Linked DNA regions of Homo sapiens: region 2 is linked to region 1. Evidence: read pairs that join two places in POLR2A ChIA-PET (ENCODE). Cell type or tissue: Panc1. All regions are shown on one strand. Links, peaks and the distances in the headings refer to the core of each region. The heading gives the core; the rest is flanking DNA. Region 1 overlaps CCSAP (centriole, cilia and spindle associated protein). Region 2 holds the start of LOC124904541 (a long non-coding RNA gene).

The links. Peaks named below come from ENCODE experiments on the same cell type or tissue, not always from the same donor. Only the 100,000 strongest peaks of a DNase experiment are listed, where the experiment ranks them.
Region 2: POLR2A ChIA-PET joins it to region 1 with 10 read pairs; 4 of 35 experiments call an interaction of 5 or more read pairs at or near these places.

What each region holds. Positions count from the first base shown.
Region 1 is chr1:229,314,549-229,329,987 of GRCh38, forward strand. It overlaps CCSAP (centriole, cilia and spindle associated protein), which reads right to left. Exons shown (of 4, transcript NM_145257.5): 3 at 12,190-12,458; 4 at 6,467-10,863. The coding sequence ends at 10,687. Among named protein-coding and RNA genes, the nearest start is that of CCSAP, 21 kb to the right of the region's middle. In Panc1, for the core only: no CTCF peak of the experiment used is centred there; no DNase peak of the experiment used is centred there.
Region 2 is chr1:229,397,859-229,413,297 of GRCh38, forward strand. LOC124904541 (a long non-coding RNA gene) reads left to right here and starts at 9,487. Exons shown (of 2, transcript XR_007066925.1): 1 at 9,487-10,010; 2 at 12,244-14,184. It also overlaps the pseudogene RN7SKP276. RefSeq lists an enhancer at 9,154-10,119. In Panc1, for the core only: no CTCF peak of the experiment used is centred there; no DNase peak of the experiment used is centred there.

The DNA of each region.
Region 1 (15,439 bases), core at 4,921-7,420:
CTGATCCACAGAAGAGCAGCATCTAGAAACCTTCCCATGTATCTAAGAAACCTTCCCAAGAATTTTTTTTTTAAATGATGTAACACTTTATATCAGTAAGGACTGTTCACAGATGGTGTTAAACCCATCTGCTACCCATTTGATTAAAAAAGGAAGGTTGGGCCAGGCAGGGTGGCTCACGCCTGTAATCTCAGTAGTTTGGGAGGCTGAGGCCAGCAGATGGCTTGAGCCCAGGAATTCGAGACCAGCCTGGGCAACATGGCAAAACCCCATCTCTACAAAAAATGCAAAAATTAGCCAGGCGTGGTAGTTCATGCTTGTAGTTCCAGTGATGGGGAGGCTGAGGTGGGAGGATCACATGAGCCCAGGGAGGTCGAGGCTGCAGTGAGCTGTGATCACACCACTCCACTCCAGCCTGGGCAACAGAGTGAGACTTAGTCTCAAAAAAAAGGGAAGGTTGAATTTTTACTTCATATTCAAAAAAATTAACTTCAGTTGGATTAAAGAGCTAAAACTAGAAGCAAAGTTTTTCTTCTAAAACATTGGAAGACAATATTGCATTTTTTATAATCAAAGGGTCTTTCTGAAAGTGACACAAAGTCCCCCATCTGTAAGGGAAAAGTTTGAGATTTGAGTATGCAAATTGGTATTTTCCATAAGACAAAAGAAAGCATAAAGGAAAGCAATGAGCTGTATAAAATATTCACAAAATATCTATCCGAAGATGTATATCAGATATATAGAGAGACCCTAACAAGATCAGTAAGACAGAAAGAAACTCACTTAAAAAAAGTCAGTGCGCTTTTCTACATTTTTTTCCAAAATAAAGGATTGGCAAAGCACATAAGCAGACCATTCATCAAAGAAGTAAAGATGACTGATTAATAAGAAAAAGATGGTAACATCACTAATAATCAGTAAGGCCAGGCACAGTTCATGCCTGACTTTGGGATCCCTTGAACCCAGGAGTTCGAGACCATCCTGGGCAAAATGGCGAAACCCCATCTCTACAAAAAATACAAAAATTAGCTGGGCGTGATGGCACGTGCCTGTAGTCCCAGCCGCTTGGGGGGCTGAGGTGAGAGGATCACTTGAGCCCAGGAGTTCAAGGCTGCAGTGAGCCGTGTTTGCGCCACTGCCCTCTAGCCTGAGTGACAAAGTGAGACCCTATTAAAAAAAAAATCAGTAAAATGTAAATCCTTGCATTCCTGATGTTGATACGCATGGCTTCTTTTTTAAAAACGTTCAGTCTTACTAGAGGTTTCTCAATAATTTTTTCGAAGCAACAGCTCCCGGCTTCATTCATATTCCATTTTTGTTTTCAATTTCATTGATGTCTGCTTTTTGTCTTCCTTTGTTCTGCTAGTTGTGGGTTCATTTTACTTATCGTTTTCTGTTACTGTGGATGCTCAGATTATTGATCTGAAACCTTCTTTCATAATAAAAGCACTCAATGCAATAAATTTCCCTCTAAGCACTGCATTATCTGTGCCCACGTATTTTAATATGCTATAATTTCACTTTTCTTCCCTTTAAAATATGTTCTGATTTCTCTTGAGAATTCCTCTTTGGTGATTTATTTATGACTATGTTGTTTAACTTCCAGGCAATTTCAGATTCTCCTGTTATCCTTCTATTACTGAATTTTAGTTCAATTCCATTATGGTCAGAAACATACTTTGTATGATTTCAGTTATTTTACATTCATTAAAGTTTATTTTATAAACCAGGATATGGTCTTAGAGATATGTTCCACGTGGCCTTGGAAGAATATATGTATTACGCTGTTGTTGGGTGGAGTGCTATAAATGTCAGTTACAGCCACTTGATTAATGATACTCAGTTCTTCCATCTTGGCTAGTTTTCTATTAGTTCTATTACTGTTAGGAGTATTGAAGTCTTCAACTGTAATGGTGAATTTGTCTAGTTCTCCTTTCAGTTGTCAGATTTCCTTCACATATTTTGCCTCAGCACAATCTTCTTTGTCATGTTAGCCTTTTTCCAGTAATTCACCTGTCCACCATAGCCATCTGCTTCCTGTCATAACCCTGCTTTCCCTGGGCGTATGGAGAATCCTATGTTCTATTGTTCCATACTGTCTCACTTTTTAGGGATTATGCTTGCCTCACTTACAGTAAGTCCAGCAGGTTTTAGAGAGTGTCGCTATGCTTGTGCACTGTGGACACAGAAGCTCATACACGGTGAAGTTCTGCTGCCAGGTGCGTACACCTTTAAACATGCTGCGTCTTCTTGGTGAATTGACCCTTTTATATAAAAACCCTCTTTATCTCTGGTAATTTCCTTTGCTCTGAAATCAACTTTGCTATTGCTTTCTTTTTTGATTAGCGTTTTTATGGTCCTTTTTCATTATTTTTATTTTTTTTGAGACAGAGTCGCCCAGGCTGGAGTGCAGTGGCGCGATCTCAGCTCACTGCAACCTCCACCTCCCAGGTTCAACCAATTCTCATGCCTCAGCCTCCTGAGTAGCTGGGATTACAGGCATGTGCCACCACACCAGGCTAATTTTTGTATTTGTTTTTGTTGTTGTAGAGACAGGGTTTCACTATATTGACCAGGCTGGTCTTGAACACCTGGCCTCAAGTGATCGACCCTCCTCAGCCTCCCAAAGTGCTGGGATTATAGGCGTGAGCCACCATGCCCGGCCTGGTCCATCTTTTTCTGTCCTTTACTATTAACCTACTCATATGGTTGCATTTAAAATGAATTTGTTGTAGACATCATATAGCTGAATCATGTTACTGTCTTTTAATTGGTGTGTTTACACTATTTACATTTAATGTAGTTACTAATGTGTGTGGTTTCTGTTTGTTCTCTGTTTTTTGTTCTTTGGTTCCCCCTTCTGTTTTCTTCTGGGTTATTTGAACTTTTTGTTGTTGTGGTGGTGGTGGTGGTGGTTGTTGTTGAGATGGAGTCTCGCCCTGTCGCCCAGGCCGGAGTGCAGTGGTGCGATCTTGGCTCACTGCAACTACCGCCTTCTGGGTTCTGGGTTCAAGTGATTCTCCTGCCTCAGCCTCCTGAGTAGCTGAGACTACAGGCACCTGCCACCATACCCGGCTAGTTTTGTATTTTTAGTAGAGACAGGGTTTCACCACGTTGGCCAGGCTGGTCTTGAACTCCTCACCTCAGATGATCCACCTGCCTGGGCCTCCCAAAGTCTTGGGATTAACAGGCGTGAGCCACTGCACCCGGCGCATTTGAACATGTTTAGTATTCCATTTTATCTGTTATGATTTTGACTATATCTTTGTATAAAGTTTTGAAAGGAAAACAGCCTATTTAGAACCGTTTTTGTCACTTAAATATGCTTGGAATACAGAAACCTTCCCACCATGTGGGTCCCTTTACTCGCCCCTCTTTCTGTTACAGTTGTCTTATATATTGCATCTACATAGGTTGGAAACCCTATCAGATGATGTTATATTTTTTGCTTTCAACAATCAAACATGTTATAAAAACTCAAGAGGAGACTAGTCTATTCTATTTTACCCAGATAGTTGCCATTTTGGTTGCTTTTCTTCATTCCTGATGTTGCAGGTTTCCTTTTGGTGCTGTTTGTCTCTGAAGGACCAGCTGCCTGTGCAGTTCCTTTGAGCGGGTCAGCTGCTGCCATTCCTCTCTGTTTTCATGCATCTGACAATGTCTTTATTTCACTTTCATTCCTGAGGGATACCTCATTGGCTAGGAATTCTGAATTGACAGTTATTTTCTTTCAGCACTTTAAAAAATGGGCCACTTCCTTCTGACCTCCTCGGTTTCTGATGAAAATTCCGACGTCACTCAAATTGTTGTTTCCCTACAGGTAATGTGTCATTTTTCTCTGGCTGTTTTCAAGATGTCTTTTAGTTTTCAGCAGTTTATGATGTGTCTGGGCATTGACTTCTTTGAATTTATCCTGTTTAGGATTTACTCAGCTTCTTGAATCTGTAAGATTTCACCCATCTTGGGAATTTTTCAGCCATTAATTATACAGATGGTTGTAAAGCACTGCATTTTTTTTTTTTTTTTTTTTTTGAGACGGAGTCTCGCTCTGTCACCCAGGCTGGAGTGCAATGGCACAATCTTGGCTTACTGCAATCTCCACCTCCCGGGTTCAAACGATTCTCCTGTCTCAGCCTCCCGCATAGCTGGGATTACAGGTGCCCACCACCATGCCCAGCTAATTTTTGTATTTTTAGTAGAGACAGGGTTTGGCATGTTGGCCAGGCTGGTCTTGAACTCCTGACCTCATGATCCACCCGCCTCGGCCTCCCAAAGTGCTGAGATTACAGGCATGAGCCACCACACCCGGCCAGCACTGCACTCTCTTTTATCCATCTGTGACATGACTGTGAGACCTGTCAGTATCATCCCACAGGTCCCTGAAAGTCTGTTCATTTTTCAGTGACTTTTCTATTCATATTGGATGATTTTATCAATCTGTCTTTCTCTTGTCATCTCCATTCCATTGAGTCTATCCAGTGAATTTTTAAAATGTTATAGTATTTTTCAGTTCTAATATTTTCCTTTGGTTCTGCTTTATATCATCTATTTCTTTACTGATAATTTCTATTTTAATATGTTTCAGGAGTGATTGCTTCTCTGAGCTTTTTATTATTAACTACTTTAAAGTCTATAATGGCTTCTGTTGTCTTTTCCCATTAGAATTATTTTCATGGTTCTTTATATGCTGAATAATTCGGGATTGTATTCTAGATATTTGAATGTTACATGAGGAGACGCGGCTTTTAAGTAAGTCCTATAGAAAATGTTGATACTATTGTTTTATTATAGCAGGAAATTGATCTGGTGAGGCTCAGGCCGAAAACTCCAACCTTCTGTGAGTTTTGGTCCCAATGTCACTTCAGTTTTCAAAGCTTTTGCAGTGCTATTTGGATTCATCCCATATGGGCCCCATCTTGTGGTCTGAGGCCTGACAGGGCTCACCTGCAAGCTCGGTTCTCTGCTGTCTTTGATATGGACTTAGGATCAGCTCTACCCATAAGCACTGTGAACATGTGAGTAGGTGGGGAAGGGCTAGTGTTCATAAAAAACTTTGTGGAGTCACTTTCTTAAGCTCTTCTCTCTCTGCTCTCTCCCTAGCACTTTCTAGTTCCCTGGGGCTCCCCTTTTTTGGTCCTGTGGCCCAAAATTGCCCACTTCTGCAATTAAGCCATATCCTTCAGAGAGGAAAAAAAGCGCATCAGCTCAGCCCCGCGCTCTTGGTGATGCAGCTGTACTTGGTGGAGATGTGCGAGGCTGTCCCTCAGGCTTCCGACTCCTGCAGGCTCCCACTGGCAGCCAGGGGGTGACCTGGGAGCTTCAGCACGAAAAAATGGGGAAAAGGAGAGGTAAGAGGGGCATTTCCCCCACTCTCTGAGCTTCAGCTCTTCCTTCCCCTCCTGTCCCTCGAGCCAGGCTGCTTCTGGATCTCCGCACCACGGTACTTACTTCTGTGTTTTGGCCTGTGTTAAGGCTGGATGATACATGAAGAAGAAAAAAGGAAGACTCACCACCACTTTAGTGGTCCTTAGAAGTCTAGTGTACCCAATCTGTGCGTTGCTATTTACTTTTCAGAGTCCTCAAATAGCTGTGTGACACAGTCCGTCCATATTTTATAGATGTGTTCAGTAAGAACAAAGTGGGGGAAATGGGTGCTTCCTCCATCTTCCTGGAACTAGAATCTTCCCTAAGATATTAAGGGAAAAAAAAGTGGAGAATGTCTATTGCATTATCCAATATTTGTGCAAAAACAAATGTGTGCATGTATCTCCATAGATAAATGCTTAGAAAAAAGGTCTGCAAGTTTACACACAAAACTTAAAAATGGTTTATTCTAAGAAGAGGAGTAGAATTTCGATGAGCAGGGAACTTTCACTTTTAACTCTATACCTTTTTTTTTTTTTTTTTTTTTTGAGACGGAGTTTTGCTCTGTCGCCCAGGCTGGAGTGCAATGGCATGATCTCGGCTCACTGCAACCTCTGCCTTCCGGGTTCAAGCGATTCTCCTGCCTCAGCCTCCCGAGTAACTGGGATTACAGGCACGTGCCATCACACCCGGCTAATTTTTGTATTTTTAGTAAAGACGGGGTTTAACCATATTGGCCAGGCTGGTCACAAACTCCTGACCTCAAGTGATCTGCCTGCCTCGGCCTCCCAAAGTGCTGGGATTCCAGGCGTGAGCCACCACACCCAGCCAACTCTATACTTCTTTTTGAGTTATTTTAACCATGCACTATTACTTTTGTAACTTTCAAAACCATAAGAAGATGTGATGGAAAAGACTGGGAAAAATTATAGCTCAACTCAAAGTGTATATACACTATTTATCTTTTCCCGGACATAACTAATGTGTCTTGTTAAACATTTATCTACTGAAAAATCCATTTAGGAGTCAATATGATCATACATTTTCTTCAAGTCATTTATGTACTAAGCAGAATTACTTCTCACAAAAGAGTCTCAGCTTGTAATGTTAATTAACTTTATTCACATTTTTCCAAGTAAATACAATATTAACTATAAGCTAAAAACAATACATAGTTCTTAGAAAATACAACCCCGAATTATTGTGTGGCCTGGGCTTTGTGATTATGTGCCCAGCCTTTGTTCCTCCAGAATTTTAAAGTGAATGCAGTGCTCAAAACAAACTTACGATAGCACAGGGAAACCTTCCCTAAATAAAGTTTTGTTATTAGAAGAGAAATCCAAAAAGAGGCCTCTACTGCCTTCATTCAAGTGTCGAGAATTTCAAAATGGAAATAATATTAAAAGAGCAATCGATTTTTTTCCATCTCACACTAGTAGGCTTGAAGGAGGCAAATTTGGACCAAAAATCTAGACATAGCTCCTTGCATAGGGTTTGATATTAAGCACACACTTGCACTGAATAACTCCATATCCACCCTATAGTACAAAAATTCATTTCAAATGCAAACGTTGTGCAATGACCAGGTCATATTTTTAAGATCACTCTTTAAAATATCATTTTACTGATCACAAAATTATATAATAAGGATCTTATATGGGTTAGGTATTAAGTTTGATACCAAAGCAACTATAGCATCAAGCTACATAAATATTAGCACCATTTTTTATCTAGTCCAGTGAAATGTAAAACTATCCATCAAACTGTTTTTTACCAAAGCAGTCAACAAGAAAAATTGTTTTACTTCTGATATATGCTTTGCTCCTCCTCCTCTTTGCTAGTAATACTTTTGAACACTTTAAAGAAAGTACAGTCGGCCCTCTGTATCCGTGAGTTCTGCATCCATGGATTCAACCAAATACAAATTGAAAATATTTGGGGGCAAAAAGGATGGTTTCACTTGTGCTGAACATGTACAGGCTTTTTTTTCCTTGTCATTATTCCCTAAACAATATAGTATAACAACTATTTACAGAGCATTTACATTGTATTAGGTATTTTAAGTAATCTAGAGATGATTTAAAGCATACAGGAGGATGTGTCTAGGATATATGCAAATACTACACCATTTTATAGAAGGGGTTTGAGTATCCATGGAGTTTGGCATCCTAAGGGAGGCCTGGAACCAATGCCCCATGGATACTGAGAGGCGACTGTACCATAACATTCCATTTACAAAGTGTGTGCCCAGAACAGCATTATCAACCTGAAAAAGGATAGTGGAAGACCCTACAGATTTTTTTTAACTTACGAATTGTGCAGAATTATCTTCTGGAAGTTATGGCTTCCAATAACAGCCATCTTGCTTGCTCTCGTTCTTACAATTTAGTCAGCTGAGTTCAAGTGACCCAAGTATAAATACCCTTCAAGTTGCTAGCAATTGATCTTCGATGAAACACAATGACAAAGATATTACATATGAAATGGTATAAATATGTGCCTCCTACCTAATACGCAAGTAAGATCACCTATAGCCTATTATACATTTATTCATTTTTAAAATGAATCTTTTGAAGATCCATTTATTCACATTTTTCCAAGTAAATAGAATATTAACTATAACTACTAACTATAATCTTTTAAAGATTCATTTTAAAAGTGAATAAATGTGCTTAGAAATTTTAGGGGGGAGAACACACATAACATACATATAACCAGAGGTGCCAAGTATTTTAACATCTCCTAACTAAGGGCAGTTAAAAGACAAAGAATCGATTCCTGTTCACTTCTCCTCCCGCGGACTTAATGTCCAGCAGAGTGCTAGACAATATTGCTTCAATATTCTATTACTTTAATATTAAAAGCAGTAACAAAATCAAAAAGCATATTTATGACATTGTTTTAATTAAGTTAAAATCAAAATTTTAAAAAGAGTTTTATGTAGCATTTATTTTAAATATCATTGGGTTCTCTGTTTCAGACTTTTTCAACATGAAAGGTAATTTTTAAACTGTCTCACTGTCTTGCAGGTTGTCCCAAGAATTAGGAACATGATTACAACCACATTCATTTCTAGAATGAAAAGAAAGAATTAGGACCATCAGACTGTTAACAACTATCAAATTTTCACAGGTTCAAAAGGTAATTGACACTCTTTAAAAAAGAAAGAAAAGAAACCCTAACCAACTAAGGACTTGGATGTAAGATGAAGGCTTACAATTCATACTGATTTATTAACCATTCATGCACTTTAAAAGCACTTTAAAAATCCCGTTCATTTGTCTTCCACTTAAAAAGAGGAAAAAATTGGCCAATATTTGCCTTCTACATTATATCTCTGTCTGGAGTTTTAAGTAGTAAGTACATTAAATATAAGTTTGTTTTCTAAACAAGAGAAAAGTCTGGCGGTTCAAAGTCTAGAGGAAGTCGGGTTTCTAAGGCAGTCCGTCAGTGTGGGGCCTGCACCACTCTCTAAGGCCGTCTTTCCTAGATTGTCAGCTGCAACACAAGCCTGAGCTGGATGACTAACACCGAACATGCAAGAAGCGACTTTAAAGGAACAGTTTTCACAATCAGCTAGCTACACCATCACAAATTGCCACATTAAGGTGATCTTTAGGTACCTGTGTCGTTTAAAGACTTTAATAATAGTTAATACCAAAATTCACCAGTTACTAGCAAGGCTGTTTTGGACAACATGTAAAATTTCCTCTTTTGAAATATACATCTCAATGATTAGGAGAGATCTGTAAGGAAACAAATTCACCTCAAAACTATGCAAATATTTAAAAAGTTTTTTTAAGCTCACAATACTTCAGTATGTGTTTTCAAAGCTTAAACAGTTATCATGTGTGAAGAGTTTATGGGGAATGAAAGCAATATGTTCTAAAAATTGACTATGGTTTTCCAAAGACCCAGAGAAAAATACTAAGGTAATACTCAGCCTCACGTCCACTCACACATCTTCGGGTGCCAAGCTGGCATAGGCAGAGCACCATTATCTCTTATAAGGAACTTAGCACATATCCTTCTAGCAGATTCTTGTCTCCACAGGATGGAGAAGACATCATTCATTTGATGGAAACCAGTGTTTGTTAAAACCATTTTTCTACCCCCAAAGCAAACATACTAAAGAGAAGGAGCACTATTTACATAAATTTGTGCCTACCCACACACCACCATTCTCTCCCATTAAAGTGTAGATAAGATCTACTGGCTAGGAATCAAAGAGTAACGTATTTCAACCTAAAGTTTGAATACTGTACATCATCAAGACTTTGTTATTGTTAAGTGCTATAAAGAAAAAGAGAAAGTAGGGGTGGGCAGTCTATCTAACAGGCATCTTCACACTGGTCCCCATCCCAGTGGAACAAGCAATGCCAATGTACCAAGTGCAATTCCAGATTGTAAGTTTGAAATGTCATTGCCAGCCATTACAGAAGAGGCAAAAGTCCACAGTGGGTGTATGCCAAAAGGTCAAGTGTGACAAGGGACTGAATCCACAGTATGTATTCTTTAAAAAAAAAAAAAAAGGCAATAAAAAAAGTGAGTCTTTGACTACTCAAAAGAAACTTTACTACTACTGTACACACATATTGTGTTGTGTGCACTTCGTCTATTGGAATGTACTTGAGCTATTAAACTATTAAATAATAACTGCCTAGATGATCACTGAAAGAGAAAAAGAGACCCTCGCCCAGCCCAGATAATTCTTAAATATCACAATCTACATAAAGATGCTGCTGAACTGAAATACAAATAAGTTAAAAATTTTCAGGAACTAGCAAAGTTCTACTTTCATTATACATGGAATCAGTAGTAGTGCTGACACTCATTTTTGACTTGATATTCTTTCACAAACAAAACGGCATATAAGGAAAACGAGTCTTATGCTGTAGGATGGAATGATCTTATAGCTATGGAATCTGGAAAGTTATTTAGAACAAGATGATAATAGGCTCTACCTAAGCTTATGAAAAGAATACTGAACTGTAAGCATCTGTTGCCATTTAAAGGCATTTGGTGTCAGTATCTTAAAAGATTAAGATGCTTTAAAACAAAAACCTTATAAGAATATCAAAGATTTAGGGAATTATCTTCATAAATAACCAAATGTCTATGGCTTCAACTGTCTGCCCTACTGCCGAGGTAGGTGACCAATATTCATCAAAATAAAACAATCTTTTACAAATTCCCTAAAAAAAACCTTGCATAATCAGTTGGTTTCTTAAACCTGTGTCCGTTTCTTTTGATGGTTTTTGTTTTGTTTTTCCTTTCAGTCATTTACACTTTTTAAAAGAGGCTGTCCACGCAAGTGTTTCTTTAAGCTCTTGCCGAATAGCACCTCATGTATTCTGTCATCCACGGGTTCTCTGAGGAGGAAGCCTTCATCTTTCTGTTCTTCTCCACATCCACAGAGTGAGCTCGCTGCCTTTGAGCAACCAGTTTCCTTTTTTCCACCTGTCTTCTGTTCTTGGCTCGTAATGCTGATTCATGAATCTAAAGAGAGTTCAAAATAAAGGATAGTAACTTAAGGGGCTATTATACTAATGTTCAACAGAGGTTGCAATGAAGCTGGCTACTGCCAGGTCAACTGCAGCAGGGCAGAGTCAAGCCCTGCCTCTCTATATAGTTCTTCTTTACATAAAACCTTCCACAGAAGAGCCATTCTCACTTGATGCTGTTCTCACTTGATTCATATCAGGGATAATGAAACTAAGCAACAGCAAATTAAATGTTAGACAGAAATGGTAAGCAACTAATTTGCATGTGCCTCTAGAGTTGGCTCTGGAAAACTGTCCGAACTGCTTAGCATTAAACATAAGTATTTAATTAACGACTTATAAACAGCTCATAAAAAGCAGGGAAAATAAAAGAACTTTAAATGTTTAACATCAGTATACCAAAGACATCTCGAGATTTTACCACCTAAGATGTCTTATACTACAGATAAATCCTGTTAAAATTAATCCCACGGACTTCTTAGAGATCTTTTGTTAAACGGCAGCTTTGTTGTCTCAAATATCACTCCAAATAACACCATTTGCTAGGGTTCAGATGTCTGTTCAGTGAAATTTTCATTATGCTGTTTATCTAGAACTCAAGCAGTTTGCAGTTTCACTTTCTGCTTCCTTAAACGCAGCCTTTGCTTTAGGCTATCATAACAGTATTAACGCTAACATACATGTTTTCTGACTACACACATGAAGGTCCTCTCATCTGAAATGTTTCCGGGTCTTGACACAGGAGAGACAAGCTAAGGCTAAGTCAGGGGAGGACTAAAGCTCCTGAGAGTAAAATGCATTTGTTATGGATGAACAGGGGAAATGCAGCCATTTGAATTTAATCAGAGGAACAAAAGGGAGTCTCTGGCAGATGCCAAGCAATCAATCAATCAGACAAACCAAAGATAAAGAAGCGCCAGGTTATCGAAGCTGAAGGAAGCTGAAACAGCTCAAGAGACCAGTGGCAAATCCAGATGGGCCGTCGCCAGCCTTGGCTGTGCTGCTCCTCCTAACCTTCCGGCCCCCCAGGAACTTGTGAACCCCAACTCCATCTACATCTTTGCCTGGCTTGGTGTCACTAAACTCTTCTGGGTAACTCCAAGCCAAAACCCCTCGCTCTGCAGGCCACCAACATGCAGAATCCTCCTTTGGTTCATCAGAGGCTCCATTCTGGAGTTCCCCAACCCACCATGCTATCCCCTAAGATCTCCCATGGGCCCAAAGCACCCAGTGGCCAAAGGACACGATGCCCGATGACAGGCGCATGGCCCAGCTGGCCACTCTCAAAGGGAACACAGAACCACAAGGGCCCAGAGCGCACCTCGTGCACAGGAGCGGACGCACAGACGTTGTGAGTCTTCTGGCTTCCTGTATCGGTCTGTTTTTCTCCCCAGCCATAAAGAGCAAATGGATGCTTGTTTTCTTTTATTTTACTCGATGATCTTTGGGGACTTTTGACCGCTTTCCTGTTTCCTCTAGCAAATAAGGCACTTGGTTGCTGTCGAGGCTCAGTACTGGTGGGTGATTTGTCAGTCTCTCTTGTTCTGGTTTGTTGTTCAGGTTTATCTTCTACATCTTTCACTGGCAGTGCTTTTGAAAAGAGATAAATGAGATGAAAATACTTTGAAATCAGATTTATATATAATTAAAATATTTATGTTGAAAAATCATAATGCTTAAGACAGTAACATTTTCACTTATGGCTCAACTCATACGATCCACTTAAAGTAGAAATACAGGAACAAGTTAGCATAATTTTCAAACCATTTATCTCATTTTAAAATCAACAACAAATATACCAAGATTGAACCAAGCTTATTCAAAAGCAACCACTGCTACTCCGATTCTGAGACTTAGCATCTGGAATGTTAAAAGATAGACAGCACCACACCCTAAGGGCTTTCTCCGCAATCCCCCAAGATAAATCCAATCATCTCAATTTTGCTTTCCTTCACGGAAAGATCTGGATTTGTGGTCATCCTCCAGCAGCTGCAGGAGGTTGCTGTTTGAGTTACTCCACCCGAAAATGCTCCTTAGTCCTTCCGTGCTCCTCCTGAGAGCCGCTTCCTTCATTCAAAAGCCCCTCCGCACAACAGGGAGTGATTTCCATCGTTACCGCCTAGGTGCGCAGCCAGGCATTCCCTGTGGGAAGAGTTAAAAATGAGGGCCCCGGCCGGGTGCGGTGGCTCACACCTGTAATCCCAGCACTTTGGGAGGCCGAGGCGAGCGGATCACGAGGTCAGGAGATCGAGACCATCCTGGCCAACATGGTGAAACCCCGTCTCTACTAAAATACAAAAAAAAAAATTAGGCATGGTGGTGCATGCCTGTAGTCCCAGCTACTCGGGAGACTGAGGCAGGGGAATCGCTTGAACCTGGGAGGTGGAGGTTGCAGTGAGCCCAGATTGCGCCACTGCACTCCAGCCTGGTGACAGAGAAAGACTCCGTCTCAAAAAAAAAAAAAAAAAAAAGAGGGCCCCAGTTTTAAGGGGCTTCCCCAACACTTGCAACGGAAATTACCCCATGAAATCAGGCCTGGGTCTGTACCACAGCCCTAAATTCTGGGGAACCCCCGGTGGTGAATGTGGCTGCCCCACCTAAGGGGAACCTCAGATAGCAAGGATGTACTCCAAAAAATATCTATTCCACTGAATTACCTTTTATGATTTTCCTGTTTATTATTTTGTAAGCCTTTCTTTTTATGAAATCAGTACGATTCAGTATAAACACTTTGTGAGCCTGTGTTTGCTTCCACCTATGGTTCTGCTGAAGTAAGAGTTCGTGACGGGTCTGGGGCTCCACCTGAGGTGCCCCAGTTGTTTAGGCCACAGGAGACCCTTTGTTTCAGATGCTCCAGAGTTTTGCTCTCAGTCATGATTTTATTTTTTTTGTTTCATTTTTTAGAGACAGGGTCTCACTTGTTGCCCAGGCTGGAGTGCAGTGGTGCGATCATGGCTTATTGCAGCCTCAACCTCCTGGGCTCAAGTGATCCTCCCACCTCAGCCTCCTAGGGAGGTGGGACTACAGGAGTGCATCACCATGCCCAGGCAATTTACAAAAAAATTTTTTTTGTAGAGATGGGTTCTTGCTATGTTGATCAGGCTGGTCTTAAACTCCTGGCCTCAAACAATCCTCCTGCCTCGGCCTCCCAAAGTGCTGGGATTACAGGCCTGAGCCACTGCACCCAGCCATCAGTGATGATTTTATAGATTGCTATTACAATCTATATAAGGTCTTATCACCTCTGTAGGACAGAATTTTGCCATTACTTTCAGTTGTGACTCTTGTCTATTTCTACTTCCCTTTAAAGTTGAGGGAACCGCTGCATGGGCAGTGCATGCAAACTGGCACATACTTGTAAGAAACCTTTATAGGTCATCTGCCACGTCTGCCTTCAGTGATGACCTTGACTCTAGCAAACCATTACATTTATTACTAAGCATTTGAAGGAACAGACGCTTCATGTCTGAATCCGGGTGTCATGTTCTGCATTGGAGTGCATCATCTCTTTAAACCCAGCACTGGAGTTGCTGGGGATGAGGCAGGACACCAGCCTTCCATTTCATGAGACGATATCCATTCACTGCTCAAACGTTTATCTGAGTGATGTGTCCACACGCTTTCTCCTCCTCTTCCCTGGTGTTTAAGAAGAGGAGGAAAGAAGAGATCATCAGGACCAAGACTAAAGGGAAAGAGAAGTGGGGAAGTGCAAGAACCTGTGCAGTGGCACAGTGATACTGAGAGAGAGAAAAAAGCAGCCACCCAAGTCATCTTCACTGATTCACTTCCCCTCTCTTCCTCCTGTTCCAGGCATGTCTAGCCCAGATCTCCCAGAGAAGCCTGCCCATAGAAGGCAATAAGGATTTCATTGATAGGACAATCTGGGGCTAGCCAGGCAGAGAACAGGAAAGAGAATTCCAGAAAGAGGGAATGGCTTCTTCAATGGCATGGAGAGAAGAAGAAAGAGGGAATTATAAATAGTTCAAAATAGCAAGAACATAGAGTCTATGGATGAAGGCCTGGGGTAGATAGTGTGGGGGAAATAAAGGCTTTATTTTATATATGCCAAACTCAGGCATTTTTATTTTATCTTGGAGATGAAGAATCATCATGGGAGGACATTAAGCTGAAAACTAACATGGTCCTATTTGTATTTTAGGAATGAGGCCCCTAGCTCCACACGTGGAAGATGGGTGAGATCAGAAATAGGGGCAGAGAGGCCAGTTAGAAAAACACACCGATCAGACCAGCTGGGAGGTGGTGCCAGGATGTTTTTTTAACAAGGCCCCTCCAGCCAGGTACGGTGGCTCAACCCTGTAATCCCAGCACTTTGGGAGGCCAACGAGGGTGGATCACCTGAGGTCTGGAGTTTGAGACCAGCCTGACCAATATGGTAAAGCCCTGTCTCTACTAAAAGTACAAAAATTAGCCAGACATGGTGGTACACGCCTGTGATCTCACCTATTTGGTAGGCTGAGGCAGGAGAATCGCTTGAACCCAGGAGGCGGTGGTTGCAGTGAGCCGAGATTGCACCATTGCACTCCACCCTGGGCAACAAGAGCAAAACTCCA
Region 2 (15,439 bases), core at 5,929-8,428, 84 kb after region 1:
GAGTCTTGTAAACTCCTCCCTCAGTAGATTACCTATTGCATTCTTCATTAGGATTCCACAGCCGAGTCGTCTTGGAGGATTTAGCTGTGATGTGTGAAGTCTCCACTGTGGGAAATGCAACTCTCTTGAGATTACATCAGCTATTGGTGAAAGGACTGAGATACGGCTTCTTTCCTCTCCAAACTGCACTTCTGAAAGAAAACAGGAAGAGAGATAGGTGAGGGAGGAGGACTGGCAAGGGAGCTGGGGGGCAGAGGTGGAGAGGAAGAGTTGTGGAGCCCTCATATGCTCCAGGCACTGTCTTGGGCACTTTTTTTTCCATGTTAACTTTTTTATAGATGTATAATATACATTCAGCAAAGCATCAGATCATGTGCATAGCTTGATGAATTTTCACACACGGTGAATGCACTGGTATATTCCACACCCTAATTAAGAAACAGAACATAACTGGCAACCCAGAAGTCCTTCACTGTCCTCTTTCCATCATCATATCCTCACATGAGTAATCATTGTCTTATTTATTTATTTTTTTAAGATAGAGTCTCGCTCTGTTGCCCAGGCTGGAGTGCAATGGCGCAATCTCTGCTCACTGCAACCTCTGCCTCCCAGGTTCAAGTGATTCTCCCGCCTTAATTTTTTATTGAGATGAAATTAAGATAAGATTTACCATTTTAGAGTGAACAATCTACTCAGTGGCATTTAGAACATTCACAGTGTTTTGCAGCCACCATCTCCCCTGGTTCCAAAACATTTTCATCCACCCCAAATGAACCCTACCTCCACTAGACAGTTCTTCCCCATTCCTCTCCTCCCCTGGGCTCTGAGCAGCTGCCTGTCTGCGATCTGCGGGGATGTACCTGTTCTGGACATCCCAAACAAATGGACTCCTACAATATGTGGCCTTTCATGTCTGGCTTTTCGCTTAGCCTGATGTTTTCGAGACTCATCCATGTTACAGCGTGTATCAGCGCTTCATTCTTTTTATGGCTAAATAATATTCCATTGTATGGATAGACCACATTTTGTCCATCCATTCATCTGGTGGGGACAATTGTGTTGTTTCCACCTTCTGGCTATTGTGAATAGTGCTGGTATGAACACGGGTGTACAAACATCTGTTCGAGTCCCTGCTTTCCGTTCTTTGGGGCATATACCTAAGAGTGGAATTTCTAGGTCCTATGATGAGTTTATATTTAATTTTGGGGTAACTGCAAACTGTTTTCCAAAGGAGTTGCACTATTCTTTTTTCTCATTGAATTGTCTTGGTGCCCTTGTTGAAAATCAGCTGATCATCACAGATTATACAAGACTCAGACTAATCCAATTAGAGTTACTGCCTCACAGCCAAACAACGTAACACAGGAGAAAACTCTCTCTCTGATGGGGAGAAAGAATTCTTTCTTGGAGAGGCCAGCAAGACTCAGACGTGAGTTCAGTCCAACTGGAACCTGAGCACCAGCTACAAATACCTGTCTTGAAAGGATGCAGTGTGCTCCTCTTACATGCCTGGCACCATTCTGAGCACCCTACAAATATCATCTCACATCATCCTCACAGCCATCTCCAGGATACCTAACAGAGGAGGGAACGAAGGCACTGAGAGGTGACGAAGTTTGAGCAAAGCCATGCAGCTGATAAGAGGGGGAGCCAGGACTCAAACCCAGGCAGTTTGGCTCCCACATTTGGCCTCCCAAACACTATACAGGCTGGGTATTCGTCATCTGAAATACTTGGTACCAGAGGTGTTTTGGATTTGGGATTTTTTTTTTTCTTTTGAGACAGGGTCTAGCTCTGTCACCTAAGCTGGAGTACAGTGATGCCATCATAGATTACTGCAGCCTCAAACTCTTGGGCTCAAGCAATCTGCCCAGCTCAACCTCCCAAAGCACTGGGATTACAGGTGTGAGCCACTGTGCCCAGCCAGAATTTTTTGAACTTTAAAATATTTGCATATATTATATAATGAGATCTCTTGAGGATGGGACCCATCTCTAAACACGAAATTCATTTTTGTTTCATATACATCTTATACACATAGGCTCAGGGTAATTGTATACAATATTTTAGATAATTTTGTGCATGAACCAAAGTTTTTATTTCATTACTCTTTGTGGGCATGCTTGCATGGGAGAATCTGGGCATGTGTGGAAAAGATATATTGCAGCTGAAGGGGGCTGGGAGGGCCTTTTCCCCATCGGAGATGCTAAATAAACTGTGTGTAGTGCAACTGCATTTTGACTGTGACCTATCACATGAGGTCAGAGGTCAGGTGTGGAAATTTTCCTTTTTTTTTTTTTTTTTGAGACGGAGTCTCACTGTCACTTAGGTTGGAGTGCAGTGGCACAATCATTGCAACCTCCACCGCCCAGGTTCAAGGGATTTTCCTGCCTCAACTTCCCGAGTGGCTGGTATTACAAGTGTGTGCCACCACACCCAGCTATTTTTTGTATTTTTAGTAGGGACAGGGTTTCGTCATGTTGGACAGGCTGGTCTTGAACTCCTGACTTCAGGCGATCCGCCTGCCTCAGCCTCCCAAAGTGCTGGGATTACAGGCATGAACCACCATGCCAGACCAGGCATGGAATTTTCTACTTGTGGCATTATGTCAGTGCTTAAAAAGTTTTGGATTTAGGAGCATTCAGATATTGGATTTTCAGATTAAGGATGCTCAACTTGTACTAAGTACGTAAGGTACTTGTACTAAGTAACTAAGGAAGGAGCCTAACACAGGCCCTGCCGAATCTCAAGCTCTCAAAAAAGAAAAAGGAAAAAAGCCACACAGTGGCTCATGCCTGTAATCTCAGCACTTTGGGAGGCTGAGGTGGGAGGATCGCTTGAGCCCAGGAGTTCAAGACCAGCCTGGGCAACATAGCAAGATCTTGTGTCTACTAAAAATAACAACTTTTAAACTAGGTGGGAGTGGTAGTGTGTTCCTGTAGTCTTAGCTACTCAGGAGGCTGAGATGAGAGGATCGGTCAAGCCCAGGGATTTGAGGCTGCAGTGAGCTATGATCACACCACTGCACTCTAGCCTGGGAGAGAGAGCGAGAACCTGTCTCAAAAAAACAAGGAAAACAAGAGTAATTATTCTTTGTAAAAGGGAATAATAACATCTACCTCATAGGTTTGAGATTATACATGTGCAAGTACTGCTACATAAACTCCCGTGTGCCATTCCAATGTGGCTTCATGAGCTCCAGATGAAGGACCGAGGTTCTGCCAGTTTTTTCACTGGCCACGTCTGTGAGATAACCAAGGACTCCTATTTGTGGAGAGTCCTACTGGCTGGCAGAGGAACCTTACATCAAGGGACATATTTCTGGTTTAATCTTAAACCAGCTACAATGCCAAAGAATAGAGCAGGGTTTTTTTTGTTTTGTTTTGTTTTTTCAAGGCATCCTCAAACTCACTGAAAGCTCAGCCCATCTATTTCTGGAGAGGCTGAGAACACATGGAGCCCCCACACTCACAGGCACGCGCACACACACACCAACTCCACCATCCCGCATGCCCAGCTCCAGGAAGCTGCCTTTCCCTTGGAGACACTTTGTTATTTGGAAAGAAAAAGCAACATGTGAAAATAAATCTTCAGGTTGCAGAGGACATATCTATAGGATATTGTTGTCATCTTGATATTCAGGAAATGAAGATGCTCTAAATAGCAAAGGCAGATCATTACTGCCTTCCAAGGAGAGTTGGCAAGAACTCCAAAGAAGGGAAACCGAGTTTGCCTCCATCCAAGTAGGATTGATGCATGTAACAAATTTGCTTTTGATGTGGAAGTGGTGGAAATGAAAGCGTCAACGTTAATTACCCCAGGGTAACAAGTTTGTAATATGGATCCCAAAGAAAAACATGCCCCTTTGCAACATGGTCTCTATTTAGGTTTGGCTCATCCCAAGAAGAGGCAAATCAGCCCAGGAAAGGGTCATTTTTCATAACACACTTGTATTCGTTTTCTATTGCTGCAGTAACAAATTACCACAAACTTAGTGGCTTCCAAAATACAAATGTATTATACTTTTAGAGGTCACAAGTTTGAAATGGGTCTCAAATCAAGGCGTTGACAAGGCTGTGTTCTAGGGGAGAATCCATGAGCCCAGGAGTGAGGCCACCTTCACTCCTGAGCTCATGGTCTCCTTCTGCCATTGCCCCTCCAACGCTGTGTCTATTGTCCCACCTCTTTCTCTGACTGACCCTCCTGCCTCCCTCTCATAAGGATGCTTGTGATTAAATTGAGCCCATTCAGAAAATACAGGATGTTCTCCCAACTACAGAGGTCCTTACCAGTCCTTTTTGCCATATGAAGATAACAAGTTCACAGGTTCCAGGGATTAGGACACAGACATCTTTGGGGGTCATTATTGTGTCTACCATTCAACTGTAGCCTTTTGTGCTTCCAGAGGAACAGGTGAGGAGACCACTGTGCCTGCTCCAATCTGAGGCAAGTACAGGAGGGAACAGGGTTGTGGTCCTGTTCTTCCAGGAGCACCATGGAAGATGCAGCATCGAGATTGTGGGGGATGAGAGTAGACGGAGCAGGTGGCCTTGGACTTGGCCTTCCTTTTTATTTATTTAGGGTTTTTTTTTTTTGTACAGGGTTTCATTCTATTGCCCAGGCTGGAGTGCAGTGGTGCAATCATAACTCACTGCAGCCTTGAACTCTTGGGCTCAAGTGATCCTCCCACTTCAGCCTCCTGAGTAGCTGGGACTACAGGCACGTGCCACCATGCTCCACCAATTTTTTAATTTTTTGTAGAGATGGGGGGGGTGGTCTAGCTATGTTGCCCAGGCTGGTCTCGAACTCCTGGGCTCAAGCAATCCTCTCATTTTGGCCTCCCAAAGTGCTGAGAATACAGGTGTGAGCCTCGACACCCTTTTAGAAAGGCCCTTCCTTTCTAAATAACAATGACAGCTACTACCAGTAACTGAATGGCTGCTGTGCACCACACACCCAGCTGAGCATTATATAGACAACATCACCTTTATCCTCACAGTAATCTTGCAACTATTTCTCTTGTTTTTATACACAAGGAAGTGGAGGCTTGGAGGAGCAAGGTGGATCCCCCAAGAACACACATCTGGATAGAGATCACTGAGATTCAGTAACCATCAGACTCAGAGTCTGCTCCTAAACACCACACACCACCCGCTCTCTCCACCCTCCCCATCCCCAGCCTATGGGAAGCCTTTGTCAAGAGGTGCCAGCCCACAGAGGTCACACGGGCCCTGAACGTCTGAACTGCATGACCGGGACCCATGCTCCCAGGGTGGTCCCTGCACATCCTACCTTTTCCTTAAGACCATGAGCTCATCGGGACAGGAGAAAGGTCTCCCCTTGCCCTGTTATTTCCCCCAGTGGCCAGCAGAGTGCTGGGTACACAGTGGGTGCACAATTAGAGCCTATCTCCTTGACTTACCTGCCTCAGATTTACATACCAGGATGGAGCACATATTAAGCACCTCACCCCACGTGCCCTCAGCATGGCCCCACCTGGTAAGGTCTTGAGCAGAAGGAAGAGTGAGGACACCTTCTCCACACAGCCTCTCCTCAATAAGACCCTTCATGCTTCATCCTCCAGGGTGTTTTCAGCCAAGATTCTTTCTCCTTTAATCCAGAAGCGTCTGGGATCTATGAGCCCTGTATGTCCCTTGGATGTGTCTTCTGTGTCCTTGACTTGCAGAGTGAGCGAGATCTAAAGATCCAGTGACACAGCCCTTTTGCCCCGGTGCAGAGGAGGGACAAGTGGAAGGGAGCCGGGGCCTGCTCCCACCCTCACCACAAAGTCCTCTACAACAGGCTGTGGGGGACGGTGGCCAGTCACTACCATCAGCCCCAAAGGCGGAGGCAGAGCTCAGGCCATGACACTAAATTGAGGGCCACTTTCGGACTGCAGGACCAGGAAGCCAATAGCCCCTGGTGGTGGGAAGAGATTGTGCTGCGAAGGAGGAACACTAGAATGACCTTTTCCTGCAGGAGCAAAGACCAGGTTTCTCATGGTCCTTGTGGCCAAAGCAGCACCTGTGGGCACACCTGCCCCTCGGGAAAGGGGAACCTGTGGACGCTAATGATCCAGCCAGGGCACCTAGAGGTTTCTGAGCAAGGACACCCCATCCAGCAGGAGGTGCCGGCATCAGCTCTAAAGTGACCAAGGAGCTACCAGCATAGTAAGGGGGAAGGGTGGCACCCAGAGACCAGAGAAAGGATGCCCAGAAGACAAAGGCCAGACCATGAGGACAGGACTCCTTCCCATCCTTATGAGAGCTGGCTCTGGAATGAGGGGCTATTTTGTGGGGATGGGCCATTTGAGTCTGACTCCATTGGTAGCTATATGATGGCAGGCAACTGGGTGAAAAGTAAAAATAGAGTCCTCTTGAGATAGATACAAAAGTAAAAATACATATGTCCTCTTGAGATAGAAATTGGATAAGCAGCCAGGTGTGGTGGCTCATGCCTGTAATCCCAGCACTTTGGGAAGCCGAGGTGGGATGACTGCTTGAGTCCAGGAGTTCAAGACCAGCCTGGGCAACATAAGGAGAGCTCATCTCTACAAATAATAATTTTTAAAAAGTTAGCTGGGTGTGGTGGTGCACACCTATGGTCCCAGATACTCAGGAGGCTGGGGTGGGAGGATTGCTTGAGCTCTAACAGTTGAGGCTGCAGTGAGCCAAGATCATACCATGGCACTCCGGCCTGAGAGACAGAGCAATGCCCTTCTTTTTTTTTTTTTTTTTTTTGAGACGGAGTCTCGCTCTGTCGCCCAGGCTGGAGTGCAGTGGTGCGATCTTGGTTCACTGCAAGCTCCGCCTCCCGGGTTCACACCATTCTCCTGCCTCAGCCTCCCAAGTAGCTGGGACTAAAGGCGGCCACCACCATGCCCGGCTAATTTTTTGTATTTTTTTAGTAGAGATGGGGTTTCACCGTGTTAGCCAGGATGGTCTCGATCTCCTGACCTCGTGATTCGCCCACCTGGGCCTCCCAAAGTGCTGGGATTACAGGCGTGAGCCACCGCGCCCGGCCTGAGCAACACCCTTAACAGAAAGTAAGGAAGTGCTGGATAAACAGAAGTATTATGGCATGTCAAAAGAACACAGGAGCCAACCCAAAAGAGCTTCAGATGGGCAAAGCTGGAACCATTTAAGCAACAAAATAAAGAACAAATAATCGGATTATAACCCAAGGTACAAAATAAATATATGTACTTTCATACTGATGTAAATTATGATTGAATAGTGAGAAAGGGTGGCTCCTCCCTACAAAGGATTCCAAACAATATATTAGATGCATCCCCATCCAGGAGGTGGAGTTTAATCTCCCCACCCACAACAAGCCTGGGCTCCAAAGAATGTTGTAGAAAAAGCGAAAAACAGTGACTTAAGAGTAGAGAGATCTGGCGGACACCACCTTAACCAAATGATTAGTGTGAACATTACCAGAGATGGCGTGCCATGTACCCGCTGCTAGGATGCCGTGAGAAGGGCATTCCACCTTTTTTTTTTTTTTTTTTTTTTGAGATGGAGTTTCACACTGTCACCCAGGCTGGAGTGCAGTGGTGCAATCTCAGCTGACTGCAACCTCTGCCTCCCGGGTTCTAGCAATTCTCCTGCCTCAGCCTCCCAAGTAGCTGGGATTACACGCACCCCACCACACCACACCCAGCTAATTTTTTGCATTTTTAGTAGAGACAGGGTTTCACTATGTTGGCCAGGCTGGTCTCAAACTCCTGACCTCATGATCCACCTGCCTCAGCCTCCCAAAGTGATGAAATTACAGGCATGAGCCATCACACCCGGCTGGCACTCCACCTCTTTAGTGTTCTTTCCAAACACCCACAACCCCAGGCTAATCATGAGAGAAACATCAGAGAAAATCCACATTGAGGACATTCTACAAATCTCCATCTACAAAGGAGTATTACCAGACTCCTCAAAACTGTCAAGGTCACGAAAAACAAGGAAAGACTGAGAATCTATTACAGACCAGAGGAGAATAAGAAAACATGATGGCTATGTATAACGTGGCATCCTCAATGGGATCCTGGAAGAGAAAGAGGGCATTCTATGGGAAAACAGGTAAAATCCAAGTAAAACCTGGAGTTTAAGTAATGTGAATGTACCAGGCATGGTGGCTCACACCTGTAATCCCAGCACTTTCAGAGGCCAAGGTGGGAGGATCCGCTGAAGCCGGGAGTTCATAGACCAACCTGGACAACAAAGCAAGACCCCTCTCTCTACAAATAATTTTTTTACAATTCAAAAATAGGCCGGGCGTGGTGGCTCATGCCTGTAATCTCACCACTTTGGGAGGCCGAGGCAGGTGGATCACTTGAGGTCCAGAGTTCGAGACCAGCCTGGCCAACATGGTGAAGCCCCATCTCTACTAAAAAATACAAAAATTAGCCGGGCGTGGTGGTGCATGGCTGTAATCCCAGCTACCTGGGAGGCTGAGACAGGAGAATCTCTTGAATCCAGGAGGTGGAAGTTGCAGTGAGCCTAGATTGTGCCACTGCACTCCACCCTGGGCGACAGAGCAAGACTCCATCTCAAAAAAAAAAAAAATGGAATTTGCCATAACTGATTCTTTAGTGTGATGGTTGTACCAAGGTAATGTACAGTGTTAACAATAGGGGGAACTGGGTACAGGATATATGGAAACCTATGTCCCACCAGAGCAACTTCAAATTTTTCTGCAAATCTCAAATTTGCCCAAAATAAAAGTTTATTTGAATAAAAGCTTGAGCTCTAATTGAGGTTTTAAAAAAATGTATCCTTTTAAAAATGCATTCAATGAACACACATATAGAACTTCACCTGCTCAAGGCACTATTCTAAGTGCAGCACAAATGTTAACTCCTCATTGTGGTCTTGTTATCCCATGTAACCCCTCTGCTGCTGTCTGGCTCAGCGGGACATTCTCCTCCACTTACTATCCTACCTCTCAGCTCATGTTTGTAGCCTGTGGTCGGCACCATATCAACCAAGGTTGGTCTCAGCCCCTGCTCTGATTGCCATCAAAAAAAGTGTCGTGCCCTCCACACAGCCCCCAAAAGACAAACAAAGGCCATTCACAAAAGACCTCTGTGTGTATCAGATGTCTCTGCTGTTTCAGAAGCAGCGGTTGGGCAGTCTCCACCAGACAGAGAGCCCGGCCTCTGACCACTCTCCCCCTCTCCCCTCCCCTCCCGCCCTGGTCTCTCGGTTTAGTTCATGCTGAGGTTGGTCGCTTGTTTCATTCACTGTCTCCTACGCAGTCCATGCCACGGGGGATAAGTTTTTCACAAGTGGCTTTTTTTCCCCACAGTGAAGAGACGTGGCCTGGGTCTGGAGTTCCTCAACCGGCAAAATACGACGTGAACAGCTCCTGCACCCAAAAAGGCCCCGAGTTAACTCTGCTGCATAGGCGAGGCAGGCACCGCGCCGCCAGTCGGGGACGCAGAGCGAGCGCGTCCTCTGGGATTTGAAGGCCGCCCCCGTCAAAGTTGGCATTCGGGGGCCTGCGTGTTCCGGAGCTACGGAGCGGCAACTGAGGCAGGAGCTCAGGACTGGGGGGAGAAAGAGAGACCCTGGAAGCGATTAACGTGCCCCTTGCTTTACAGATGTGGCAGATAAGACACGAGAGGGAGCTCTGGTCCCCGAGGGGCTGTCCCGGGAGGGAGCGAGGTGGGGAGGGGGAGCAGGCCCTGCCCCGAGCACCCCGCGGACTGAGCGTCTGGCGTGCACGGCGGAGGGGTTACCGCGGGGAGGTGACACCCCAGGGTGGTGAGGGCACGCAGATGAGGCTGGCCTGAGGGGTGCCTGCTTTGGGGAAAGCAGTCTGTGGAGGGAGGGAAGGAGGGCGATCGCGGCCCCACGCGGGTTGTGCTGCTGAGGCTCCGCGCCGCAGGAAAGGCACCCTAGCCGGATTCGCCCTCGGACGCCCCAGCTGGGCACACTCACGCGGCTCTCCCGCGGCTTCTCGGGAATTCGCCTCCAGGGCAATCAGCTCTTCGCACAAACGTTCAAACCAAGGTAAGAGCTATCAGATCCAGCCAGATCTGCTTCCTAAGCCTGGCCAGGGCCCTAAGCACCCCCACCCACACGCTCAGAGGCGGGCGACGCCGAGGCAGCGCGAACCCGCCCCACGCGGTCAGCTCCAAGGCGCCCTGTTTAGCGTTACCTCTGCGACCCTGGGATGGGCCTGGGCAGGGGCTGGCTTCCCCTGGCTAAACGCAGTCAATGAAGGGGGTTCACTTTCCTAAATACGCCGGCCTCTGCCCATATCCCCCGTGCAAAAACGCAGGGCCCCTCTCCCTCCAGTCGATGGTCCTTAGGCGTCGGAAAGGGCAGAAGAGTTCGCTTTTCTCCCAGCCCGAAGCTTAGCCTAACAGGGCCCTGCCTGTGGGGCAAGGTGGGCCCTGCCCTGGATGGGACCCCACCCACCCCTCCAGGAGCAGTAGGTCCCATTGAGTCACGATATTATCCACCCTGGTAAACTTGCTCGTATGTTACCAAGAGGAGGAGGCTGTTAGGCCCTTGTCAGCCGTGAGCTAGGATAATCTAGGGAACAGAAAGAAGCCATCAGGTGCAGGGTGCCGGAGGGACATCTAAGCAAGGCAGGCCTCATGTGGCCTCATGGACAGTGGGGATGAGAAATGGCACCTTCTTCATTCTGCCTGGAAGCAGGCAGTGGGCCAGGTCTCTCTCAGCCGGGCTGAGGACCCTGGACAGAGCTCAGATTCCGGATACAGTTCCTCCACAGAGTGGGGTGGGAATCCGGGTGGGCCCCACCCACTGAGGCTCACCCAGGCTGCAGGAATCCCTGGGACCTAATAATACACACAAATCAGAAAACGGGCTGCAGGCCCTGGCCATGCAAGGAGAGAAAGAAAGCTGACGCCTGTCCTAGCCTGTCCCCACTGGCCTTGCCCTAAAAGCAGCAGGGCGTCTGGTCCCAGAGCCCAAGGCCTCACTGGCTGGGCAGCCAATAGCATCCCTATATCAAGAGGATGAGCACGCTGCAGGGAATGGCAGGCATGTGGCCCAGCTGTCACAGTGAGCACAGCCCCATGGGCCCGCCTGGGCTGCCTGCCTCAGGCTTCTCCCACTCCACAGCCTCCTTCCTGTCCCAGGCTCTGGAGCCAGCAGAGGAGCTGCAGTCAAACCAGCTCAGGCACTTTCAGCCTAGTTAGGAAGACCAGGCAGCTGTAGGGAGGGGAAGGGGAATAAATACAGCCTGATAATGGGGAGCCTGTGAAATGGAACACAAGGAGGTCGCTTAGAGGACGGCAAAGGTAAAAACCTGCTTAAGGAAGGCGGAGGGTACTGTTCTCAACACTGGCTCTGACTGACGGGTTCTAGAGGGAAATGCTCCCTTTTATCTCCCACCCAGGAAGGAGTCTGAGAGCTTCCATGCCCCAGACTTGCCCACCATCCCCACCACCACGTCCCCTCTGAACATTCCGTGACGCTAGAGACACAGGCTCCAGGACTTTATGATCCACCATCAGCCTTGTTTTTCAAATCTACTCAATGGGAATACGTCTAGCTTTCCTCCTAAGCAGGCAGCTCATTACATCCTTGGCCCTGGAGGAAAGTTCCCTTCACCCAGTTCAGGGTGGATACAGATGCCAGGAGACTCGCTGATCAGCCACCAGGCCCTCTCTGAGCCGTCCCTGGGTGTAAGGACCTGCATGGGCTCCTAGGGGGCACGTTATGAAGGAAACTTGGCCACTGCTTTCAAGGAGTACCTGAGATTAACAAGACCCAAGTGAGAAAGCTGGTGCCGAGGGAGGGTGTCCAAGCAGTTCAAGGCTACCTTCTGCCCAGAGTCGTGGACCCCACACACACAGCTCCGTGTGCATGTGAAGGAAAGGCAAAGCAGTTTGAATTCCTGATCAGAAGGGTGGGAGCATGGTGTGGAGTGAGCTCCCAGGCCTCCCTGGAGCCAGGCACCTGAGCCACTGAGAGACAACGTCCCTGAGAAGGGACCAAAGTGCAGAGAAGGAGGGGGTGGTGCAAGGGATGGGGGAGGGGGGCGCAGGAGAGCTCAGGGTGTGCACTGAGGCCGCGGGCCCGGGGAGCTCCCAGGCAGGGTCTGGATGCTCTTGTCTTTCCCCCAGACCATGAGAATCCTGGGGAGATGCCCACCAGTGCCGCTCTCCTGGCTCTTAAGTTTGGATTTAAAGCTGTGCTTACTTATCCAAGGGGCTGGGAGAAAGCACAAGCCCTTTGTCAGCGGCTCTCTTCTTCCTTCTACGTTCAGGCAGAGTGCGGGAAGGAAAGGACAGCTGATACCCAGGAGCCTCCAGAAAGGAGAGGGCTGTGCCATGGCCAGGCACCCCTGCACCCCTCCCCCAACACCCCAGGCATGGTCATCGGGCCCTTGGAGCTTTGCCAGGGCCAGGACTCTGCTTCGGCGTGCAGGCAGGACCTGGGAACCTGGGTCTCTGGCATCTTGTTCTGAACGTGGGGATTCTTCCGGAGGGCAGAGCAGACGTGCCCATGCCTCTTCTCCACCAAACCCAGGAGCTGGGAGCGAACAGCAGGGCCGGCATCCATCCCAGGCACACAGGGGCACACATCAGCTCTGGCTGCCCATCCCTCTCTGAGCATTGCAGAAAGGCGGGTGCCGCAGGGCTCCCAGCTCACCCCAAGTTCCTCTTAGCAATAGAAAACCTGAATTCCCCTCTTCTGAGTATTTTGAAGGCAACAGGATGTACATGTTCAACATTCATCTTCTGGTTTGAGCTCGTTCCGCGGTTCTAGCAGGGGAGTGGTATACACTTGACCACAGAACCGTTGTCCTCTATCAGAGAAGATTCTCCTCTTCCACCCAGCACGCAGCTTCAGGAGAGATCCACATGGAGCAGTGAGGGAGGAAAGGGATGCCTGCCTAAGCCAGCAGGTGTCAACCCATTCGAATCAACCCTCTGCAGAATGGTAGCCCCAGGCGGCGTGCCTGTCATTTGCTCTGATCATCTATTATGCGCACCGCATGATAGCAGCAGCCCCCCACCATCTGTTTAGGATCCTTATTATGTGGGTGTCACATTTAAGTGCCTATTAGCACAGCTTCCCTGAGCCCCTCCTGCAGCTGCTACCACCCTTTGGTGCCAAAGCCCAGGCGGTTGTTCTTGTTGACTCTGTTCTCCTTCCCAGAACACTGATTACTGCTGGGAGGGCTGGCAACTCCCCACAGCCCTCTAGAGCAGCAGCTGAAAGCGCCTGGTTATTAAAAAGGCTTAGAGCTCCTGATAAGAGAGAAGGATCGCTTTATAATTCCTATGTAGACTTCTAAATTATTCCCTCGGCCCTCATCCTCTGCCACCAGATTCCCCTCCACCAGTTGGAAGGCTTAGTTAACGAGTCAGATATGAGCAGGCGCTGATATAAAAATAGAGGCAGGCAGTGGGAGCTGGCACTGTGACTCACCGTGTGGCAGGCGTGGGGCTCTGCAGACAGCTGCAGGCAGGCCTTATGCCCTCCCCCTCGGCCTCCTCTTCCCCTCCCCTACCTCTCCCTGTCCCCTCCTCCCCCCCTCCCCCTCCTCCTCTCTCCTCTCCTAGTTCCCTCTCCCTTCCTTCCCTTTCCTCCCCTTTCCGTCTCCCTTCTCCCCCCCACCCCTTCATCTCTCCTTCCTCCCTCTCCCCTCCCCCCTCCCCTTTCCAGCCCCAGAGCACAGGCCTTCAAGCAGACCCTGGGTCCAGCCAGGCTTTTTGAGCAGGTTTCTCATATTTATCATTCCCTCGAGGCAGTGAGTGAAATGGGAGGGAATGCCGAAATAGCACAGACTCTCATTCTCCTGCGGGCTTTTTGAGTTTTCTGCAGAGAACATTCTAATGACCCTCCCTTCCAGCCCCAAGGCTCCAACAGACTGAGAGGAAGTAAAAGGGCTGCTGGGACCCAGGTCGTACCGCAATCTCAGGCCCAGCCTGCCCCCGTCTCCCCACTAGGCACGCCATCTCCAGGGCTCCCAACTTGCCTGGTTCCCCACACCAGCCGAAGCTCCCAAAGGAAGGTGCCCTCGTTGAGCATCCAAATGTGTGAATCAGAGACCTGAAAGCTATCATTCAGTTCTCCCTCCTACACCCACCGAGGCCAGGTTCTGTGTGCATGTGTGTGTGTGTTTCTCTCTCCCTCTGTCTCCTTAAAACAGTTCAATGGATTTCCATTGCTCTTAAAATAAAAATTATATATACATTCAGCAGTGGAGGGTCTGCACAGGCTAGATTGGCCAACTGTGCCTCCTTGACAACCCCACGCCACCCCTACCCTCTCTCCCAGCTACACTGACCTCCCTTCAGGACTTAAAGGATCCCAGGACCTTGCTAGAGGTGTTCAACCTGCCTTTCAGAGCTGCACTTGCTCTGGAAGCCCTTCCTGACCGAGGATTGGTCAATGCTGTCCCATGCCACACCCCTCCTTTGTAGCATGTGTGAAATGTGCAGAGGCACATTGGTTCAAGTTGCTATTTGGTTGTTTGCTTGAGATGGAATCTTACTCTATTGCCCACGCTGGAGGGCAATGGCACAATCGCGGCTGGCTGCAACCTCTGCCTCCCGGGTTTGAGGGATTCTCCTGTCAGGCCTCTGAGCCCAAGCTAAGCCATCGCAGCCCCGGTGACTTGCACATATATGCCCAGATGGCCTGAAGTAACTGAAGAATCACAAAAGAAGTGAAAATGGCCGGTCCTTGCCTTAAGTGATGACATTACCTTGTAAAAGTCCTTTTCCTGGCTCATCCTGGCTCAAAAAGCTCCCCTACTGAGCACCTTATGACCCCCACTCCTGCCAGCCAGAGAACAACCCCCCTTTTGACTGTAATTTTCCTTTACCTGCCCAAATCCTATAAAACTGCCCCACCCTTAACTCCCTTCGCTTTCTTTTCGGACTCAGCCCACCTGCACTCAGGTGAAATAAACAGCTTTATTGCTCACACAAAACCTGTTTGGTGGTCTCTTCACATGGACGCGCATGAAATATGTTGCTGTGACTGGGATCAGGGGACCTCCCTTGGGAGATCAATCCCCTGTCCTCCTGTTCTTTGCTCCGTGAAAAAGATCCACCTACGACCTCAGGTCCTCAGACCCACCAGCCCAAGGAACATCTCACCAATTTTAAATCAGGTAAGTGACCTCTTCTTACTCTCTTCTCCAACCTTTCTCATTGTCCCTCAACCACTTTCTCCTTTCCACTCTTCAATCTCTCCCTTTTCTTAATTTCAATTCCTTTCATTTTCTGGTAGAGACAAAGGAGACACGTTTTATCTGTGGACCCAAAACTCTGGCGCCGGTCATGGACTGGCAAGGCAGCCTTCCCTTGGTGTCTAATCATTGCAGGGACACCTCTCTGATTATTAACCCAGGTTTCAGAGGTGTCAGACCATGCAGGGACGCCTGACTTGGTCCTTCACCCTTAGCAGCAAATCCCGCTTTTCTGGGGGAGGGGCAAGTACCCCAA